Linked DNA regions of Homo sapiens: region 2 is linked to region 1. A link is a loop called in an ENCODE intact Hi-C map of the cell type or tissue named here. Cell type or tissue: HepG2. All regions are shown on one strand.

What was found. Peaks named below come from ENCODE experiments on the same cell type or tissue, not always from the same donor. Only the 100,000 strongest peaks of a DNase experiment are listed, where the experiment ranks them.
Region 2: a loop joins it to region 1, with 4 times the contacts of the local background. A loop is called at or near these places in 5 of 110 quality-filtered maps.

What each region holds. Positions count from the first base shown.
Region 1 is chr7:70,778,053-70,786,052 of GRCh38, forward strand. AUTS2 (activator of transcription and developmental regulator AUTS2) reads left to right here. Exons shown (of 19, transcript NM_015570.4): 15 at 3,563-3,704; 16 at 6,890-6,967; 17 at 7,903-7,986. Among named protein-coding and RNA genes, the nearest start is that of GALNT17, 350 kb to the right of the region's middle. In HepG2, no CTCF peak of the experiment used is centred here; a DNase peak (open chromatin) is centred at 3,589.
Region 2 is chr7:70,731,450-70,739,449 of GRCh38, forward strand. All of the region lies in intron 6 of AUTS2 (activator of transcription and developmental regulator AUTS2), which reads left to right. LOC105375347 (a long non-coding RNA gene) reads left to right here and starts at 7,590. Exons shown (of 2, transcript XR_927653.4): 1 at 7,590-8,000. RefSeq lists a silencer at 5,288-5,397. In HepG2, no CTCF peak of the experiment used is centred here; no DNase peak of the experiment used is centred here.

The DNA of each region.
Region 1 (8,000 bases):
CTCGCTGTCCAAAGACGATTTTTCCTTTTTGTCTATATTTTCATCATAGGGATGAACATATTCCATGTTCTGCTAGAGCCTTTATGACTCAGTAGGGGAGAGATCAAGAACTTCTGCAAGTCCCTGGATACAGCATCAGCGCTTGGCTTAGGGAACAAAGTAACTGACAAGTCTGTATTTTACAGTCTGGGTATTTATAGGCTATGTTACGATGCCTGCAAAAATGGGAGCAAACAAGCAATCAAGTAACTCCAATAAGCTTCACTTAATCCATTTCTTCATGAACAAGCTTTTAGTCCTAACAGCATTTGGGAGTTCTCATGAAAGAAATACAGGAGACCAATGAGCCAGGAGATAGATAGAGCTCTTCATCACAGAAGAGACATGTTTTTAAAAGGGTTACGTGATTTTTAAAATAAAACAACCCAAGTTCCAGTCACTCTAGAGGCTGAGGCAGGAGAACCCCTTGAGCCTGGGAGTTTGAGTCCAGCCTGGGCAACATAGCAAGATCTCATCTCTAAAAAAAAAAAAAGAGTAAAAAATAAAAACCCGGTTAAAAGTTTTAAGATGCAAACCTCAGTAAATGAGGTCACTAAGATATTTTGCTTTGGTTGTCAGATACCTGCTCTTTCTTATAACATGCCATCAGTGAGTTTGGCTCATTTGTACTTTATTGTTAGGGGAAGTTTAATTGGAAGCCTTGTGGTCTATCTTAGAAAATGTGTGTGCTTTGAAGAGCTAACTAGATTTTGATGATTAGTTCAATTCAGTTTTTGTTCTGGTTGATGTGGTTAGTGGAACGGTAGGTAAAGCACATCTTCCTTGTAACTTCTTTGGTTAAAAGAGATGAGGGATGTTGCACGTGCCACTTTAGCAACTTCTTTCCCATAAAAGTGTCCCCAGTGACTTAAACTTTCATTATCCCAATTCAATTAGAAAGACCTCTTGAACATGAGATAACTTCGTTCATCTTCCCTTTTCAGCAAACTGCTTGTAATCCCCAAGCTCCATTTTGCTTCATGGCCCTAAGTTGTGGTTAATGGAACTGTGCTATGTACCATGCAATATTAGCACTAAATAATTTGGCCACCAAATTAAAGGAGGTATTCAAAAGAATTTTATAGATTCATAGTGAATTAGAAGCTTGGTTTTGAGGCTTGGCTATTACTCGATACTGGGACTTTCATTATAGCATTCCCTGTAGATTTGAGCAGAAATTACATCTTCCCTCTCTCTGTAACGTTCATTTACGCATTCTTTTAGTCGTTCACCCAGTGTTTATTGAAAGAGCCTACGCCTGCAGGTTCCTTACTGTGGCGGGCTGGGGGCATGCATCCTTCCTGGCGTCTAGTTGCTTAGAGTTCAGTAATGAGGATCAGTTGTGTGTAAAAAGTGAGGAAAGTGTGTGTGCCCTCTTAATGGGTGGTGTCATTTCCAGCTGGAGGTGCACGGGTAGCTTTTGCTTTCAGTAGGGGTGATGGGTGAGTGGGACGTTGCCGTCAGCAGTAAGAGAACAGCAGACTTCCCTGTCTCAGATCCTCACGCCATGCTCTGTCAATATAGATGCCCCCTCATGGGGCTTTGCTGTTGTACAGCAGGGCAAGGATCCCTCAGGACATGAGGGAGATTGAGCTGAGGCTAGAATGGGGCTAAAGGGGCTGAGAGCATCAGATGAGTCCGGGAGATCAGAAGAGTAGCCAGGCACGATGGCTCACTCCTCTAATCCAAGCACTTTGGGAAGCCAAGGCAAGCACTTTGGGATCGCTTGAGCCCAGGAGTTCAAGACCAGCCTGGGCAACATAGAGAGAGAGACCTGTCTCTACCAAAATGAAAAAACATTAGCTGGGCATGGTGACATGGATCTGTAGTCCCAGCTACTCAGGAGACTAAGGCAAGAGGATGCAGTGAACTATGATTGTGCCACTGCATTTCAGTCTGGGCAAAAGAGCGAGACCCTATCTATCTCATCTCTTTAAAAAAAAAAAAAAAGAGTGAAAGTCAGAAGCAGGTACTAAGGGCAGTGAAAACCCAGGAGACTGATGGGGAAGAGGTCATAGCAAGGGAAATTCAACTAGAAGCTTCAAGTCCCAGGACCCCATGCCTTGGGAGCAGTGCTTATCCAAGGCAGTGTGAAGCCAGTTCAAAGAGAAAGCTGTCAAGAAACAAGGAGGTGGGGCAGCTTTGAAACCATGCTGGTGCAAGGGCCTCCAGCCTAGAGAAGGATGCCAGGGGAAAAGATTGAGAGGAAGATTAAGACCCAATTTCTACTGCCTAAGAGGATGGTAGGCGGAAAGATTAGCCTGAGGATAGATAAATAAGACAAAACAGAGTGATTTCTGTCCATGATAAGGACTTCACACAAGAGTTTGTTTTTTTTTTTTGGAGACAGCCTCGGTCACAGCAACCTCCGCCTCCTAGGTTCAAGCAATTCTCGTGCCTCAGCCTCCCCAGTAGCTGGGACGACAGGCGTGCACCACCACGCCTGGCTGATCTTTTGTATTTTAGTAGAGACAGGGTTTCACCATGTTGCCCAGGCTGCCCTTCAACTCCTGAGCTCAGGCAGTCCGCCCGCCTTGGCCTCCCAAAGCGCTGGGATTATGGTTTACTTGTCTGGATGGACACTGCCCTCCCCCAACCTTCCTCAGGTAATTACAGGTAGTAGGAAGAGAAAGGGCCTCTGTTAGTTAAATTAATACTCCTACTTTGTTTTTCTTTGTTATTGTTATATAACAGTGATCATTTGAAAGTTAGCTTATAGACATGCAAATATTTCTTCATAACTTTTGGTTACTAATGTACTGTGAGCTATTAGAGTATGGCAAAGAGTCATTAAACAAACAATTAATTTATACAGCAGATTGTTCATGCAGAATTCCTAATAAAATGAGCTTTAAGACACTATTATTTTAAACCTTACTAAAATGGGCCTTTACAGCAAAACACTGAACTACTTTGGGAGTGGTGGCAGTCTCCATAAATAGGATATGGTTTTATTTCTCAAGCCATTAACCTTGAAGACCAAACATAGCTGGGTGCGGTGGCTCACACCTGTAATCCTAGCACTTTGGGAGACCGAGATGGGCGGATCACTTGAGGTCAGGAGTTTGAGACCAGCCTGGCCAACATGGTGAAACCCCATATCGACAAAAAATACAAAAATTAACTGAGCATTCTGGGAGGCACCTGTAATCCCAGCTACTTGGGAGGCTGAGGCAGGAGAAGCATTTGAACCCAGGAGGTGGAGGTTGTAGTGAGCCGAGATCCCACCACTGCACTCCAGCCTGGAAAGCAGAGTGAGGGAGACTCCGTCACAAAAAAAAAAAAAAAAAAAACCAGACCAAACACTAGTGTTGTCACTAGACATTTCTGGTGTAACAGGCACTACCGGCCTGCAGATCTGACATTTGAGGGTGAAATGGTTTTTGTGTAGCTGCTTTCTCTCACAGTGTTTGTAAACTTGAACCCAAGTGCACCGTTCACAGTCTCCAGCTCCAGCTCTTCACTAACACCTTTATTCCTTGCTGTTGGCCTTGGGACCCTTACTGTTCCCCTTGCTGTGTAGAAACAGATGCAGTCAGACCCACATAAGCTGGACTTTGGACTGAAACCTGAGTTCCTGAGCCGCCCTCCAGGCCCCAGTCTTTTTGGAGCCATCCACCACCCCCATGACCTGGCACGGCCTTCAACTTTGTTCTCTGCCGCTGGTGAGTGTGGGTTTGGGTGGGGGGACAGAGCTGAGAAATGTAGTTCTCAGGTAACTAAATAAATGAGGTTTGGGCTCTGAGCTGCCGCTCAGTCACCACCTACAAAAATACAGTTAATGCCAGCTTGCAAGGCAACATCGCAGCACATCCAGGGAGTTGGGAATCTTCATTGATACACTCTCTTTCATTAAAGGAGGAGGCAGAGATCATCTTTCCCTTACAGGGATTCACATTGCTTCGGTTCATTATTTGCTTCTATATTAAACCAGTATAACTCACAAGCATGTCAGTTGCTATTGAGAAAGATCTGAAGGCTTGCAAGGGCAGATCGGAAGGAAACAATGCCAGGAATTATAGAAGGATGCGGTCGCCCTTAATACGGTGCCCGCAGAGCACTGTAATTTTGCACCGGGATGCTCAGTCATGCCGTGTTTTAAAGTCCTGAGGATAAAGAAAGGCGATTAAGGCAGTTGCCAGGAGTATGGTCTGTGATAGGGAGGTTGGGCCACTCGGTTGCTGGTTTTCTCTGCTACAAAACGTAATACTATTGCCTGGTTGGTTATAGCGGTGGAAGAAATTTAGGAAACGGTGTAAACACCCAAGTGACCTGCTCATCGGATCTGTAATTCATTTAACCTCTGAGAATACACACTGTCAAGTGTGCGTGTGGAAGGGGTGAGGTAGAGAGTGACGATTATGCTCATTCCTGCTCCAGGTACAAACAAAAGACAGCGGCTGTAAGGACTGTGTGTGTGCTGGATGAGAACAGCCCTCTTGGTATTAAGGGTTTCTTGTCATTCTGTCTTCTCTAAAGCTTTTTTAAGTGTAATTTCTGGCACACAGAGCTCAGCTCAGTTAACACTTAAAAATGATGGCACTGAGCTCATTCTGCTAATAACTTCATACCCACTATGCTAAGTAGAATTTATTCTTCTGGACGTAAGCAGTCAAGGGGCTCCCCATTTCTGATCCTTACGAGACAAGTCTTACAGCCATCCTGCCAGCTGCCACCCCAGGCTTTTATCCAAGACTCACTGTTGGTGGACCTCTGGCTCTTCTGTTCAGGAAGAGAGAAGCACCCACACTGCAAGAAATCATCATTATAATGGGCCTTAGCTACCAAAGCAAGTGCGTCCCCCTGGAGGGTAGATGGAATTTGCTAAGGTCTCAGGTTTTTCTCTGTCAGTGCTGTCTGGGGACATATTTGAAGGCTCTGTTACCATGGCACCTAGGCTCTGAGACAGGGCTACATGAAGAGCAATTTTTGGAAAGAATAGATTTCTCTCTGGCTTCCATTTGAGCCAAGTGGATGAATTGGCTTCTTTTGCTTCAATAATTCTGGAACTGCAAGGCACCCCTGGGGGCCCTGGGCTCAGCAAAGCTCTGGTCTTCATTGAAGCATTAATTAGCTTGCACTACACAGACAGTATGTGGCCAAAATTTTATTTAGCTGACAACACTGCTAACGGCCTGATGAATATTCTGGAATATATTCACTTGGTGGAGGCGGGGTATCATTTTTACACTTCCCAGGTGGAAAATAAGCCAGTATGCAGGGCTGAATAGATAACTCCTCAGGTGTCTTCCAATTCCGAACTACTGTGACGGGGATGATGTTCCTCCTGTACTGAGTGGCTTCCTCTCCAAACCCAGGCCACAAGACTTTTGCAGCCCAGGGAACAGCAGTCCAAAACATAAATCGAGTTAACAGAGTGTAGACAGCAACAACCCCTACGTTTAATCCATTTTCCTAAGGGAATTTATATTTGTTTATAGGAACTTAGACAAAATGCAAAGGATTATGGAACAGTTTTTAGTAAATTCTTTATCCAGGCCTTGTTTATACTTCCATTCTAGAATGTAACCTTCTTTAGCATAAGCAGTATGGGATTCTGCCCAAAATAGTTATTTGGTGAACCTTGTAACTGATGTGTATAACTTGTACATACTTAAGAAATCCAGCCATTTTCATCTTGCTATTGGGTGCTAATCCCATGAATATAAACTAGAGACTTCTTCAGATGACCCTGGCAAATCTCTCGTCTAGGACAAAGCCTGCCTTCCAGGAAGCTAGCCTCCTTAGCTAGTAAGTAGCCTCGTATTAACAAGCCCATTTGGTGCCCTAAGGCCTTTAGAAATGTCCTTCCCTAATTCACATTTGCACACTCTCTTTCTCTGTCTCCTTCCTTCCTTCCTTTCCTGGCTTCCTTCAGGAACAGGAATAGAGGCATCTTCAAGAAGTACACATTAGGCAAAATACAGAGAAGAGGAGGAAATGTGGATCAAGGGACAACTGAAGGAAACCACTAAATTAGACCTGAGTTCCCTGGCAGGCAAAGCAAAAACCTGTCAGAGTCAGTTATAAGATTTTCAGTGCCCCAAAACATAAGAATCAACCAGCTTTTCCTGGCATTGAAAGTTGAGAGACATCAGAGGACTTCATCTCCTAAAACCTAATTGAGCTCACAATAATGAGTTTTATAGAGTCGGGTCTTATAGTATCCTTCGATGTGGGTGCATGCGAACTAACATACTCTTCAGGAGAAGGGATTCTGCAAGTCCCCAGAGCAGCGTAGCCAAGAACCACAGCTTCAGGACCACCCCTCCTGAGCCAGAGATGATAACGGGCTGGGTTTCTGGAAGTGTTTCTCAAAGTGAAAACTTGGTCCTCCGAGATGCTCTATGAGGAGTGGATTCCATGATGAAATGTTCCCCTCTTAGAGAACGAAGGAGCCTATAAGCTTATTAATAAGCTTATTAATGGCTCTAAGAAGCCCTTCAGTAAAGAAACTTGCTTAGCTTTTTTTAATCCAGTATTTCTCCAAATTTACTTGGTTATAAAGCCTCCCCTCCTCCCATGACCCAGGGCAGTTATCTCTGTCTTTGTAATACTGTGTGTCATCGGCTTAAAAAAGAAATACCTGTTTTTGGTGGTGGCCAGCCACGCTGGGAAAGAGAAAGAGGGATGATTGATTTTCTGCTTCCTAAAAAAAAAAAAAAAAAAAAAAAAAAAAAAACACACATTTTCTTTTACCCTGTGTCTTGCCTGCAGGGGCCTGGGTGGACTTCAGCCATGACCTCCCTTGAACATATTTTCTCACGGGGCCCTTAAGCAAGTAGAAGCCGGTTGCATCTTCGAAGTTGGCTTTTTGTAAACTCTGGTTTCGTTATGTTTGACTTAACAGGTGCTGCACACCCAACTGGGACCCCTTTTGGGCCACCTCCTCATCACAGCAACTTCCTCAACCCTGCTGCCCACCTAGGTGAGTCGCCCAAAATAATGGGAACTGAGATGTGTGCTTCAGGCAACCCTGCTGTGTTTACCATGCTCCCGCTGCACCTCCGGGCAAGCTGGTGGGAGTCCCAGATACCCTGCTTACCATTTAGGCAGGAGATGGTGCTCTCTTAGGAGTTTCAGTACATCCCGTCCAGCTTCCAGATTTCATCTCTTACACCGCATTCTTTCGGTAGTAGAGCTGTGCTCGGCAGTGGTTCTGCCTGAACTTCCCATGGTGCAGTGGGTGAGAGCCATTCCTTGGTATCTCAGGGAATCCGAGTTTACAACAGCCTGTTCCTGCCCATTGGAAGAAGATGGTGAGCTCTTGCCCCATAGCAAAGGTCACCTCTAGGAAGCGGAAAGAAACACAAGCTGACGTTATGGAGAGGAGTTATTCTACATCTCACTGCCCCGATAAATGAGTCTCTTCCTAATAAAGGTGCATGCTTTGTGTGGCCTTTGTGTATTCGATCCCATCTGCAAGTGTACAGGCAGATTCAGGCATTGGCTTGCACAACATCAGGGCATATCATAGGCACGCCCTCAGAGTTTCATCATGGATTCAGATGCCACCTCCTTTCTGTTCTGTTAGAATCTGCAGAGTGCATTCCTGGCAGAGGCGAGACTGGGCGGGAAGGCAAGTTAGTACATCCTAGCTTGAGTAGTGTCCCCACTGGGCAAAGGAAGAGTAATACAAAATACACAGTTGTAGAAGAAGAGTCCTCAGAAATATTTTGCTAACCCAGTGCCTAAATCCAAGTGTAATGAAAACCTTTTACACCATCTGGTAGGAAAAGTGGGACAGGCCAGGTGGGGGCGTAGAGAGGGCAGGGATCCCGCATCGCCCTGCTCCCAGGAAGCTCTGGGTTCCTCTCCCAGCAGAGCCCCTGACCATTTCCTTCTTCCCCATCTTGTTTGCAGAGCCTTTTAATCGGCCGTCTACATTCACAGGCCTAGCAGCAGTTGGTGGCAATGCCTTCGGGGGACTTGGAAATCCTTCCGTTAGTGAGTACCTCTAA
Region 2 (8,000 bases), 47 kb before region 1:
GACAGAGTCTCGCTCTGTTGCCCAGGCTGGAGTGCAGTGGTGCAATCTCGGCTCACTGCAAGCTCTGCCTCCCGGGTTCATGCCATTCTCCTGCCTCAGCCTCCTGAGTAGCTGGTACTACAGGTGCCCGCCACCATGCCCGGCTAATTTTTTATATTTTTAGTAGAGACGGGGTTTCACCATGTTAGCCAGGATGGTCTCGATCTCCTGACCTTGTGATCCACCCACCTCGGCCTCCCAGAGTGCTGGGATTACAGGCATGAGCCACCGCGCCCAGTCTCCTTTACCCAGATCTAACTCTTAATTTGTTGCTCCATTTGGTTTCTATTTCCGTTTCTTCCTCCCCTTCCCCTCCGCCATCCCCCCCGCACAAATAGACAATTTTTTTCTGAACCACTTGAAGGTAAGATATATATCATAACCTTTTATGTCTAAGTAATTCACTGAGTATTTCCGAGGAATAAGGGTAATGTCTTTCATAACCACAGTACAGCTACCAATTGCAATAAATTTTTCACTGATGTGATGCCTTTATCTAATCAGCTCTTCAGATTCCAGGTGACAAAATGTCCTTTACGGCATTACTTTTCCCCTCCAGTATAGGATCTTGTCTAGTGTCGGGTGTTGCATCTGAGTGAAAAAATTAATGTCTATAAGGGTATTTCCTAAACATGTGATTAATAATCATACTAAAGTGTATTATGCATTACAGCTTTCAAAGTGTTTTCTTGTTTCTTTATTATTAAATATATTTATTTTTCCTCATAGCAAATACTTAGAATAGTGCTTAGGTTAGCATAGTAACTAATACTTAGATTGGTTCGTGCATCAGAATTTCTAGCAGGTCTCATCTGACCCATCTGCCCTTTAGGATTCCTCACATGGAGAAGAGGCTTCCATGTCCTGAGCACTTCCCTAGAGAAGAGGGGGTGAAGGAGATAGGGATGGACCAGTCTACCTGTTGAGAAAGAGACAGAGAAGTGGGTCTCAGTATCCGAGGTTCCTGGGTTGACCTGCAGACATCACAGGGCCAGGTCCTTTCCTTCCTAGCAGTGCTATTTGTCAAGACCCCTGTCTGTCTCCCCTGACAGAAACATTGCGGTGGTGGGGGTTGTGGGGGTGCATCCAGCATGAATTCTCCTTATCGTTTTGACTCTTCCTGTTCCCGCCTGGCTCTCATTGAACCCACTTAATCTTCTTCCTGATGAGTTGGCCCAGGCAGGCCCAGCTTTCCCTTTAACAATTTGTCATCTTATACATCACCAGATTCCAAACTCTCTCAATTCTAGCAATTCTGCTTTAGGATAAGAAAAAAGCGTGTATTACTTTTGCAAACAGGTGCAAAGTAAATTGGTAATCGTACTGAAGTACATTATGCATTGCAGTTTTTTAAAGCATTTTCTTGTTTATTGTAGTTATCTGGCCTCATAACACACACTTGAGGTAGATGTGGCACATGTGATCTCCATTTTGTCCACAGAGGAACTGTGGTTTAGGAGGTGGCCCCTCACCAAAGCTCACACCTGTCTTCTCTGATTTTGCATCTTATGCTATTTCCACAGGGCTGTGCTTCCTAATCAGTTTGTTAATAAAACTCAGTATTGTGCATTTGGTAGGAATTGGTTTATACACCATTCAAGAATAGTAAACATTTACACCCTAGATTTTTAATGATCTGAGACAGCACCGAAGTATATAAAAAAGTTAGGCTCCTGAGCACTTAATTCTTCAAGGAAGGGGATGGAGGAAAATCTCTATCTGCAGAGATAATAGCAGCTTAAGGGTATCTTAAATGGGATGCTTCTCAGGACTCTTGGAGACTTAGAGCTAGTGGTGTTTAATAACCACAGTTTACATCACTCAGAGTCATGGAATAGTTCTATTGCATAAACAGAGCATTTTATGGAAACTTAGAAACCCTCACTGCTGCAGGACAAATGCTGTACAAAATCGAAGATGCCAATTGTCTAGATTATTTTCCCCTAACAATTTTGTATGAAAAATTTCAAACATACAGAAAAGTGAAGATCATTGTACAGTGAACAGCTTTATTCCCACCTCTTCCACTCCCACCTGTACTCTCACCACCCCCCTACCCCCACATCTAGATTATGCAGTTGTAACATTTTTCTACGTTAGTTTTTTGGGTTTTTTTGAGACGGAGTCTCACTCTGTCACCCAGGCTAGAGTACAGTGGGGTGGTCTCGGCACACTGCAACCTCCGCCTCCAGGGTTCAAGTGATTCTCCTGCTTCAGCCTCCCAAGTAGCTGGAACTACAGGCGCCCGCCACCACACCCTGATAATTTTTGCATTTTTAGTAGAGACAGGGTTTCACCATGTTGACCAGGCTGGTCTCAAACTCCTGACCTCAAGTAATCCTCCTGCTTCGGCCTCCAAAAGTGCTGGGATTACAGGCGTGAGCCACCACGCCTGGCCTCTACATTAGTTTTATCACATAAATCCAGGCTATTTTTGATATACTTTGTTAATAAAATCATTAAGCATCTTTGATGTTTTGGATGGAAGGCACCCTACAGTCTCTTGGTGGCTGAGTTTCCTTTTATTTTTCAGAATCCCTTTGAACCCCGGCAACATGGGACAGAGCTGAGAGCAAGGGCCTTGATTCTCATACTCAAGCCTCCCGACAGCCCGCTGCATGCGCCAGGCTTCACGTTGTACTCGTTTGTCCAGATACCATGAAAACCCTGGTCGGGTGTGGTGGCTCACGCCTGTAATCCCAGCACTTTGGGAGGCCGAGGCGGGCGGATCACGAGGTCAGGAGATCAAGACCATCCTGGCTAACACAGTGAAACCCCGTCTCTAGTAAAAATACAAAAAAATTAGCTGGGCATGGTGGCCGGTGCCTGTAGTCCCAGCTACTCGGGGGGCTGAGGCAGGAGAATGGCATGAACCTGGGAAGTGGAGCTTGCAGTGAGCCAAGATCGCGCCACTGCACTCCAGCCTGGGAGACAGAGTGAGAGTCTATCTCAAAAAAAAAAGAAAAAAGAAGAAAACCTTGATAAATATTAGTATGGGGATACATTGTCCCCTCCCCCCTTTTTCTCTCAGTTAAAAATCTGTCCCAGAATGAGGTTTGGCGGGACATATGGTTTGGCGTGCTTGTGGGGGCTGGCAGGGTGAGGTATGTATGGTAGTGTAGTTATCTGGCATCTTATCTGCTCACTGGAAATGTTGGGCACTGAATAGATTAGTCAGAGTTTCCAGAAATAGAAAATAAAGCCATATAATAAATGCAGAAGTCCCCTAGTTAATGTCAGCTGTTGTGTGATATCTGCCCTAAGTCATTTTATTGCCTTTGTAAGATTCTTAAACTGTTTATCATTATCCCTGCCTTTTTTAAAAATGGAAGCAACATCTTCCTAAAGAGGTTGTTATGAGACATTAGAAGGCCTGCTTTCATGCCTAATAGTTATCAAAACTGAAATTCAGTATAGCAGTGTTGAAGGTGAAAGAAGGTTTGGGTACTTTTAGGTAGCAAGAGAGATAATTATAAGCTTTCAACCCAAGGTCAAGATAAATATAAATCTGGAGGAGGAAAAAAAAAAAAGAAGTCTAGCTTCTCATTAGTAGGACAGCGTTCTCATTTTATAAGACCTTAATACCCAATAGGAAATGGCCGTCAATTCTGTTCATTTCATATTCTCACAGCCTGTCTCTCAGGTGGGAGAACACAGCTAATTCTTAGGGTAAGTGTCCTCTTTTAGAATAAAACCTTACCAAAGGAGAGCTGAAATGGGTTGTCCCCCAAGGCTGGGAGATGTGTTTGGTTCCCTTTGCCTCACTTCGACCTTTCTGAAATCAAGAAACAAACAAAATGAAATCGACTTGTGAAAGGATGTCAAAACGACATGGCAAATTCAGTTGGTTTGTTCAGAATTTTCTTCCTGTATTTCCTTTTTGAAGTTACAACAGTCATTCAGGAGCACGTCCAGAGGAGAAGAGCTGGGAGGGAGGACGGGTGGCTTCTAGAGTCAAGGCTGGGTTTGCCTAACCCTGACCCTCACGGGGGTGATGCGGATGTTCCGAAGAATGCATTAGCCTTTGACTTTAAGGACCGCGAGGAGAGTTTTCTTCCGAATCAAGTGAATGCGGGTGCATCACCCTGTCTTCCTCATTCCCTGTGTCAGGGAATGCATCGGTAGCCTAAATGACTTTCCCTGGAACTGAAGCATGTGTTGGCTCTACTGTGGTGCTTTAATGTTTCCTGAAATCCTCCATTTGGAGGATAGAGTGCCCAGGAGTGAGAGAATACTGTGTTATTAGAATGCTTGTTAAGAGGGAAAAAGAAAATAGAGCATTAACAGACAGGCAATGTTCCATTCCCCCGAGGAAGATTTATGTGACCTAGATGAACGGAACTACAAATCTTGGAGGGACAAGAGACTTCAGAAATGGCAAGTTCTTAGTTTGGGAGGCTAGGTATTGAAGTTTATCCAAATTAATTTGGAAGTTTAGATCAGTTGCAATCAAAATCCTTATTTGATTGACAGTGGGGATGGATAAAATGGAGTTTGGATTTGAAAATCTACATAGGAGGAGGAAGTAATAGTATATCTATTTTATTATACGTGTGTGTGTGTATAACTATAACAATTAGAATATCATAACACTGTTAATAGACCATAAAGTGACAAACTACCCCAAAACAAATCCCATTTTCACATAAAAATTTAATATATGATAAAAAAGCCTTCACAAATCAAAGGGGAATGAAAGGCAAGATTATTCATCAGATAGTTAGGTCTTCATCTTACACCGGAATAAATTCAATTGAACTGAAGAGTTAAATATGTATTACAAAAAAAAAAGCCAGCAGAAAAATCAATAGATCATATCAATCACTCCTCTAGAAATGGACATTATGAAAAGTAGATGTCAGTATGGAAAAATACTTTTACTACCAAGTGATATAAAATGTGGATTGAAGAAAAAAGGTGAAATGACTGGCATGCTTTATTGCCAGTTGGTTTAGGGGGTCAGGTGTAGATATTTTTGTTACTTGTTTTCCAAGATCTGTGATGTGGTTGGAGTAATTCAAGAGAAATGTATTTATAATATGCATGCTTTAAGGTACGTCTATTCCTACTTTTAAAAGTGGCAGATTTGTGTTTTTTAATGCATAAATTAGTTGAATGTTCATCCATCCAAAGAGGGATTTCTTCTGATAGATTGGGGTGATTAGCTGAAAGACTCAGTTCCTGGAGAAGAGAACACTAGTGGAAAATGCCCAACTGTTAGGGGAATGAGGAACAACAGTGCTGTTCACTGCATTCCTAACGCCGGCTTATCAGAGTTTTGTTTTCTGTTTCATACACTTAGGAAAGTATTGTTGCCACAAAGTGCATCTCTGCCTGTTAGAAGGATCCAGACATAGCGTAGACGGATTGTGCAATGGAGTCAGAAATAGGCTGTCCTGCTCCCAGTGAGTGACTTCCCCACCCCTTCATCCTCCTTGTAAATCACCGGCATTCCTGATCACTTTCCGTGGTTCCAGCTAGGTTAACAACAGAAGGGATCATTTCCCTCATAACAGTCTCCCCATTAGTCAAAAGTTTTACTCTCAAGTGACTAAAACGTTACTCATAACTGCTTACAAGGAGAAAAGATTTATTTTCCTTTTACTTCTTTAATGCACATCTGGTGGAGACCCTGATAAGCAGTAAGAAATGGAAAAAGCAGGGACCTAGAAAGTGAAAGTAGACAGATTTGGGTAGTGCATGCAGGCTAATTAATGATCCCAGGTGGGCTGGAGTGTTCTGGTTACATTTTCCATGGGTCCAGCCCTAGAGCAGAGACCATGGGCATCAGCCTGCCCCTTCCCATTATGTGGCTCAAGCACCACCGTGTGCCAAAGGGCGGGAACATTAGATTTCCCCACCGCTGTAACATCTGTAAATTCCACAGTCCATAGAATCAAAATGGAAGAGAACCTCACGTTTCTGATTGCCAGTCAGAAGGAATTTATTTTTGAAACCCAGTTTGCTCTGTTATTTGTAGTGCAAGATAGAAATATCTTAACCGATTTTATCCAGTTCTTATTTAATGTCTGTGATTTTAGGAGGAAGAGACTATTGTGTCATAGGTATTTGAAATTCACAAGCCCCTCTCCAACCTAATTTTACCGAAATGTGTTGGTTTCCCCTTTCCTTAAACTCACGGACCACAGTTACTAAATAGTTTCCAGAGTGGACTGACATGCATTTTTCTTTACAGCTCTGTCATTACTTTCTTTATTATCAGAGAGTACACAGGATATTGAAATAACCTAAAATCCAGAGAGGAGGAGGAGCCAGGGGGGTGAAGAGAAGTCCTGACCTATTTTAGAGCCCTTGGGCTTCATAGGTAACCTTGAAAATGGAAACACATCATTGCCCATTTTATTGAGGTTGTGATTAGCAGTAAAATATAATGCAGACTAATTATTATGTTGCAGCCAATTAGCAATAAAGAGAAGCATTTTAATATACAAATAATTAGATTTTAAAATTTTGGCTTTGGGAATTTACAAAGCCCTCTATTTGAAGGCTTGTACGGAAGACATTCTGAAACCAACTTTTTGTCAGATAAAGTCCATAAAGCTGAAAACTGACATGAGGAGGTATGGCCGGGTTTTCCTGCGTCTCACAGTGCAGTTAGGAGGCTTTGATACTTCATGGGCCCTTCTGCAAACTTTCCTTAGTATTAGGAAATGAAGTCTTCCAAGTCAGTCAAGTTGTAAACATGCAAAAATGCTGGGAGTGGCAGTCTCTCCAAACAAATGACCCGTTCTCACTGCGGTTTTCTCCTGGTGCTAGAACCTGTAACTCCTGAGTTGATTCTCTCCAATTGGCCAGAGAAATGGGCGTTGCTGCTGGAGCAGATGAAAAGGCTATTAAGGCTTCCTGAAGCACTTAGATTAACTAGCTTTTTTTTTTCTCTTGGAGCAAAAAGTTGGAACAAGTTTTTTGTTTTTTTTTTTTTTACTTTTTGGACATATGACAAATGTGTATAAAGTTGTGTGTTGTGCCTGAGGAGCTGGTGAATGGAGTTGCTCTTTTGAGAGTTGCTTTTATATCATTGCTAGCTGTGAGGTACGTGGTGGGCATGAAGAGAACCAGTGTCAGTCCCTCTGCAGAAGCAGAGGCTGTGAGCTCCACTGTGAGCTGCCAAGGCCCATACTGCTGGGGGATCTTTAATGCATGGCGCAAGGCTCCTGTGCCCCAATCCCGGAGGAGCGGTGACAGTCCAGGGAAGAGAGGGGACCACGTGAGTGTTACATGTTCTTGATCACATTTTTCTCTATTGGAAAGGAGGATGTTGAAAGTTAATCATGTGGTTTTTCTAGTCACTTAAGTCCTTAACACACTGGATATACATAGTTCAAATACAAGGAAATTAACCTGGTTTCAAATGTCTTTTCCTCATTTTATGGCACATGGAGTATAGAGCATATTCAAAACCCTCCCATCCCCCACTTTGTAGACAACACATCTACTCAGAAGGTTTTAACTTAACTTTCTGTATTCTGGTGATGTCCACGAGGTTTTGAGGCCTTTTTTTTTTTTTTTTTTTTTTTTTTTTTTTTTTGAGAGAGAGACAGGGTCTTGCTCTGTTGCCCAGGCTGGAGCACGGTGTTGCTGTCATAGCTCACTTGCAGCCTCTACCTCTAGGGTTCAAACAATCCTCCTGCTTCAGCCTCCTGGTTAGGTGGGACCATAGGTGTGCACCACTATGCCTGGCTAATGTTTTTTATGTTTTGAAGAGACAGGGTCTCACCATGTTGCCCAGGCTGGTCTTGAACTCCTGGGCTCAAGCAATCCTCCTGCCTCGGTCTCCCGAGTAGCTTGGACTACAGTGCTCAATACCACACCCCACTAATGTTGCCTTTTTTTCCTTTTTTTTTTTTTTTTGTAGAGATGAGATCATATTATGTTGCCCAGGCCCCTCTCAAACTCCTGGCCTCAAGCGATCTTCCCACCTTGGCCTCCCAAAATGCTGA